2 separate regions of the Homo sapiens genome follow, and region 1 is linked to region 2. A link is a contact called in ENCODE Hi-C or POLR2A ChIA-PET data. All regions are on one chromosome and are shown on one strand. Each heading gives the region's core, a stretch centred on a gene start or an enhancer-like site at or near the end of the contact. The rest is flanking DNA. Distances are from core to core; before and after follow the strand shown. Region 1 holds the start of RGL1 (ral guanine nucleotide dissociation stimulator like 1). Region 2 has its middle 59 kb from the start of APOBEC4.

The links. A loop is a pair of places that touch in the nucleus more often than their neighbours do. ChIA-PET counts read pairs that join two places held with the same protein, here RNA polymerase II (POLR2A). Pooled maps may share reads with other maps.
Region 1: a map of endothelial cell of umbilical vein shows a loop between it and region 2 (7-fold over the local background). The contact joins the promoter of RGL1 here to the enhancer-like site in region 2. A Hi-C loop is called at or near these places in 1 of 168 maps with a recorded cell type or tissue (endothelial cell of umbilical vein) and 2 of 50 pooled maps. POLR2A ChIA-PET finds 5 or more read pairs at or near these places in 2 of 52 experiments (Panc1 and WTC11).

The regions. Positions count from the first base shown.
Region 1 is chr1:183,803,747-183,806,928 of GRCh38, forward strand. It overlaps RGL1 (ral guanine nucleotide dissociation stimulator like 1), which reads left to right and starts at 1,374. Exons shown (of 18, transcript NM_001297671.3): 1 at 1,374-1,578; 2 at 2,629-2,739. The coding sequence starts at 1,552. RefSeq lists an enhancer at 2,994-3,053.
Region 2 is chr1:183,710,692-183,713,967 of GRCh38, forward strand. It overlaps a transcript of RGL1 not described here. Among named protein-coding and RNA genes, the nearest start is that of APOBEC4, 59 kb to the left of the region's middle. Within about 2 kb of position 1,605, at least 3 of the 41 ENCODE cell types and tissues checked have a DNase peak (open chromatin) inside an H3K27ac peak, as active enhancers do.

The sequences.
Region 1 (3,182 bases), core at 124-2,623, 93 kb after region 2:
AAGATCACCTAATAGGTCCTCTAGAGGTGGGCCTGGGTTCCTGAGGATGGCTTAACAAGCAGGGAGGTAGGGCCTTCACATGATTTTCCTCTGGTTCCCAGCAACATTCTGCCCTGATCATCATAGAAGGATTTAGTCTATGTGTTTTTCGTTCGTTTGTTTTTTAAATTATAGAACAACCACTTCAGCTTGCTAAAAGGGCATCTCCTCTCTATACAGTGATGGTGCCCTTAGGTTCTGGTTGTATGGGGATAACCTGGCTGAATGACTTGTAGATGTTCTCAAGTGTCCACAGATCCTTTTGTTTTTGCTTAATGTGCCCTTGCTGTCATTTATTCTGCTCTCCTGGGAACATCAGTACACTTGATTTGCTAAATTGTCAGCTCATGATATATTTACCATTAACCAAAACCCAGGCTTATGTCATAGTATGGCAATTAGTGGGAGACCTATTTTTTTTTTTATTTGAAGGTGATTAAATTCATTTAGGGTGAATAGTATGAAAGACATGAGCCCTAAAGGTATTTGCAATTTGCATGGAATTCTGGCAGGTGTCAAGTTTGACTGCATTATCTGGTATCTCTTGCTGTTGACTTGTTAAAACTGGATCTAAAAAAATGTAATAATCTTTTATCCCTATAGCAGATCTTTCCATTATGATAAAACTCCTGCTGGTAGTCATCTGATGAAGAACTTTTCCCTGTGGCTATGATCCTACTGTGTCCCTACAGTACAGGCAACTCAACCCATGGTGGCTACTCACAAAGACTCACAGAACCTCCAGGACACTGTCAGTCCTAGCAAAACCTTACCCTGCTTTGTTCCCTTCCCACCCCCAATGGCCAGTTACTGGGTAATTGGGGTGGTGAAAAGCCCAGCGCGATTTCCTGTTGGCAGTGTGCTGATGCAGGAGAGGGTATAGCCCCTGGGCATGGTTTTGGAATACCCGGGTGTCCTCTGACCTTATCCTCTGTCCTAATGAAAAACTTCCTGGCGTCTAGTATTGCGGCTCTCACTGGGGTCATTCTGACTTAATTATTCTAAAATCAAAATAGATAATAGGCAGATAATGGAAGTTTTTTGGACTTTCTCCTTCCATTGTTTTAGCGAAGGAAGAAGACACACACAAATCCTCCATCCCACACTCAGTTCTATTTTGGCACCTGGTGACCGTCAGGAAAACCTGATAAACTTGAAAGTGTTGTTTCCCAATCACCTTCAGAACTGGAGAAACGCTTTCATGCTGACTTTATCCATGGGACTGAAGAAAGGGAGAGTGTGCTCACAAGCACAAACAGGAAAGCCTTACATCACGGAGTGGCGTGGGGAGGAGTCTGCTCCTCGCTTGCTCGCTCGCTCGCCGCGCTCCCTTTGTGGCCCGAGTCGCGCGCACCGGCGGCGGCGGGGGCAGCGCGGCGCGTGTCTGTGCGCTGCGGTCGCTCGGGACCGGGACCGGGGCGAGGCGCCGCGGGGCTGAGCCCAGCAGACATTGCGTTGGCCTCCGAGCAGGGCGCATCATGCAGCGTTCGCGCACCGGAGAGAAAACTGAGAATGAAATTGCTTTGGCAAGCTAAAATGGTAACGAGAGCTCTCTGCCTTCTCCCGAGGCTTCTCTGGTGGGGAATCTTCTCCCGCTTTCGCTGGGCGTGTTTTGGACTCCCTCGGAGTGAACGGAGCAATCCGATTCCATACTTGTGAGCTAAAGCTCTCTCACTCCGCTTTGTATTCCTCTCTCTCTGCGTGTCTTCTCCCTTTCAACCGTACCTACTTTCTCAGCAATTGCCTGTGGTGTGTCTGGGGCAGATGCATGTCAGGAGGGGAGAACTTTGAAGGAAAAAGAACTGTTAGTGTGGGTGAACCGCGGAGCGCTTCTGCGTCCCAGCGGCTCTTTAACACAAACCTCAGGTTTAGCTGGGGACATGGAAATCCAGGGGGTCGCTGCACAGATTTTAGTAGAAGCTGCCTGATGATGTGTTGCTTTTTCTGCACTTGCCAGATTATTTTACGGAAATAAAAACTTTCCACCCCCGCTAACTTTGTGGGCTCCAAAACAATGAGGAGAAAAGACAAGCAAACCACTTCACTTCCAAAGGAGTGAGGACTCTTGGCGTTTTAAACACTTGTTTGTGTCTGAGTTTAAAATCTGGTTTCTTCAATGACCGAGCCACTCTAAAAAGTACAGACTTATTCTTTTCTTTTTTTCTTTTTCTTTTTCTTTTCTTTTCTTTTTTTTTTTTTTTTTTTTTTTTTTTTTTTTTTTTTTTTACAAAGAATTATTTTTCCTTTCACTTAAGGGGGACAAGTTAATCAGGACTAATCTAGTTTCTTTGTAAAGAAAAAGAAAGACTTCAAAACAAAACTATTTAAGATATGTGAGCAAGTCTAGGAGAAATAACTAAATGGAAAAGTCAGGGGATCCTGATACCACAGGAAGGGACTGCAAGCCAAGAAAATCTCAGCATTCCCTCTATCAAAATGTGTCTTGTATTGCGGATTGTAATATTTATTTTGAACAGCCCATCTTGTGCCCTGAGTGCTGTTGTAAGCAGCAAGGCAGCTGGGATAGATTGTGGTTAGCAGAGAGGAAAAAAATACTCTTTTTCTTTCTCTTTATCCCGTCCCTGGCAGAGCTCGATTCAGGACTGGGGTGAAGAGGTAGAGGAAGGAGCTGTTTACCATGTCACCCTCAAAAGAGTCCAGATTCAACAGGCTGCCAATAAAGGAGCAAGATGGCTAGGGGTGAGTAAAGCTGGCGAGATGGTGAACTTTGGAATTTCAGTGTCTGTCGTTCTGTGAATATCATTATTATTTAACAGAGGCAGGCTTTTTTTTTTTTCCTCTTTTCGCTTTAAAAAGGAAAATGCTAATGACCAAGTGTTTGCACTAGCTGAACAGGTCTCTTTTTGTATTTAATGTTTTCAAAAGCATCTTCCCTAGGTTTGTCAATAATTCAGAACCTCTTAGAAACATCTTGAGGTCTTTGGCAAATAGATTGGGGGTGGAGTGGCAGAAAATGACACACAGAATACAGGCCCAGAGAGCAGCACTCTCTTAGACAAGAGCCATAAGCAGCTTTGCCCAGAAGCCACCCTTGTCTCTCTCTGCCCTCCCCCAATTGATGCTGTCAGCGTCTGCCTTGCTCCTATATCTCTAGGAGGTACCCAGATTGCTCAGGAGACAGA
Region 2 (3,276 bases), core at 355-2,854:
ACAGGGGAAACTGCCACTTTTGAAGTATCAGATCTCATGAGAACTCCCTCACTATCAAGAGAACAGCATGGGAAAACTGCCCCCACGATCCAGTCACCTCCCACCAGGTACAATTTGAGATGAGATTTGGGTGAGAACACAGAGTCAAACCATATCACCAGGATCACAGAAGTAGTGGAAGTGGATAACTAGAAGGAAAAGGGCAAAAATCCCTTGCTTATCTGGGTGCCATCTTTCTCTTGGCCCTTGATGCTTTCCAGATGTGACATGCTTACATATGTCTTCTCTCTCCTGAGCTACACTTCTGCATCTTTGGAGGCCTCTCACTTGGGATGTCTCTGCTTTACCCTTCTTTGAATTTATCCTGAGCTCCTGCTCCTGGAGGTTGACCCCACAACCTGTTATTGAGTCAGCCCTTTTAGGCCGGGTCACACACGATGTCTCAAGGCTGGGTTACCCTTTGCAGTGTGCACTCAGATCCTGGGCAACTCACATCGTTATGCAAAGGGTAGCCTGCTGCACACCCTCTGCACTCTACTTTTGCACACTGGTTCCAACCAACTCTTCAGTGAGAAGCAGAACCCAAGCTCTGTGTTCATAGGCACCCAGATTCCAGAGGACATCTGTCATTTTCTCTCATGAACTGTCCCTGGATGTAGTTCAATGACATTCAGCCCATGGAGCCTGCAGTCTCTCCCAGCCTCAGTGAGCAGTTTTCTGGGAGCCCTCCAACTCTCCCACCCACCACTGCACTTAATGAGTATGTAGGAGGTGTTGGGGGGTGAGGTGACAGAGAAGCACTCTAGAGAGGAGTGAAATACTATAGCCCACTCTTACTGGGTCTTTCCAACCGCCTCTTAAGATTAGTAAGGTTGAATGGGGTACAAAGGTGAGAGTCTAGGGGCCTTTAGTTTTCCCCTTGGAAAGCCTTGGAGGGGAATTCATTCCATGTCCTGTTATAATTATCTGGAGAGGTCAGCTCTACATTCAATTGAACCTGTGAGTGGATTTGGCAACTGTCTTGAGCTTAGCCCTGGTTGCCATAACTCATTAAGTTTCTCACAAGCATTTACTATGTTAACAGAACGCTGGGAATGGGGTGTGGGGGCGGGCGGAGAAGAAGAAGACATTCACAGTTAACACCTCTGATGACATCTCTGATAGCAAATAGATACTATTACAAGACTCTATCCACCCAAGAGCTAAATCGTTAGTCACAGATGCAAAGTGCTGTGTGGTCTTGAGTAAGCCTCTCAGTTTTCCCATCTATAAATCTAGAGTAGCAGTGCAGATTTACTTGGCAAGGTTTTTCTGAGGATTAAAGTACCCTAAATCATGTAATTAAAATGAACATAAAGTATTTTCCAAATTTGAAGAGCCATGGAAATGAGAAAAATAATTACTAAGAGACCCAGTGAGGGGCTATGTTTGAACTGTTGGCCATTCCTTGGGCAGTAGTAATTTCCTGGCAGGAACTGGCCTGGGAGGGCCCTTGACAGATGTTGCACAGAACTAGTTTAAGAAGGGCTGACTGGCATGTGGTTTTTATTTTATCTTTGTAAAGCTACAGTGTGAGGCCTGTGACAGCAGGAGGAGGCCGTGAGGTATTCACTTGACAGCCTGCCATTGTCAACTCTAATGGGAGAGAAACTTCAGTGGCTAGAAGGGCAGCCTCAGGTTGTAAGCGATTCATTTTTAGTTCAGCTGCAATAACTCCTGCTGGTGATTTAATCCTGTGACTTAGGAACTCTTCGTGTGTGCTTGAGTGAATGAATAAAAGAGAGACAGAGTGAGAGAGAGAGAGAGTGTGTGTGTGTGCACGTGTGCACACATGCACACACATTCATGTGAACAATTTCTATTCACTCACTTGTGATTACCAATGGGCCACATTCTATTTAGGTTTTGGAGGCTTGGCATGAAGCATGTTTTGCTAGGATGATTTGTTTTTTGGACAAGGAAGCTAACATGGTAAGTCATATGATAATTTAGTTTATGTCTTCATTGTTGCAGAGTTTGGCTGATAGCAAGGGCAGTCGAGAATGATAGTCTCATATAGACCTTAATCCCAGCTCCTAAAGTAGAATGGAATTGTGGAAATCAAGTTTTCTGGTCTAAAATAAATGTTTTGTGGCATTCTTATAAAAGGAACAGGTTGAAAAGTCCCTGTGGAATCTTAATTTTGCCACTGCAGATTATTGAAGACCCCAGGTGAGCAAATCAACTGTGAGGAGGTGATTTTTATCAGTTGGCATTGAACAGACCACAGCATAGCTATCACCTGCATGGCCTTCCTTTGCCTTTGATGATCGTGTGTGTCAGTGGGATGGAGGATTTTTTTTGTTTTGTTTTGAGACAGAGTCTCCCTCTCTCGCCCAGGCTGGAGTACAGTGGCATGATCTCGGCTAACTGCAACTTCCACCTCCCAGGTTCACGTGATTCTCCTGCCTCAGCCTCCCGAGTAGCTGAGATTACAGGCGTGTACCACAATGCATGGCTAATTTTTCTATTTTTAGTAGAGAAGGGGTTTTGCCATGTTGGCCGGGCTGGTCTCGAACTCCTGACCTCAGGTGATCCTTGGCCTCCTGAAGTGCTGGGATTACAGGCATGAGCCACTGCACCTGGCTGGGATGGAGGATTTTAAAAGGAGTTGTATTGCCTTTTTGAAAAAAAAATCTAGAGGCACCCCCCCCCCCCGCTTTTATAATGACCCTTTTGACTGAAACTTTATCTTAAAAATTCCAGGATAAGGGATAAATTAGCCAGTTGAATGTGATTTCCATGTGCTATAAATTTTCATATTCTCCCAAAATTCCTTTCTCAATGCGATGGCATTTGGGAGTGGGGCCTTTTGGAGGTAATTAGGTCATGAGGGCAGAACTCTGATGAATGTGATTAAAGGCCTTATAAAAGAGGTTCCACAGAGATCCCTCATCCCTTCTACCATGTGAGGTCACAGGGAGAAAGCACTGTCTGTGAACCAGAAGATGGGTTTTCACTAGACACCAAATCTACCAGAGCTTTGATCTTGGACTTTCCAGCCTCTAGAACTGTGAGAAATCATTTCTGTTGTTTATAAACCATTCAGTTTATAATATTTTGTTATAGAAGCCCTGTTGGACTAAGATACCATGAATCTAGAGATATTTTGCATATTTTATTCACCGCTGTATCCCTAGGCCCTAGATATGACCTGACATTTATTTAAGGTGCTCAATAAATATTTGTTTGATGAATGAATCAATCGAAAAAGGGCTATAACCTCCTATTAGGAGT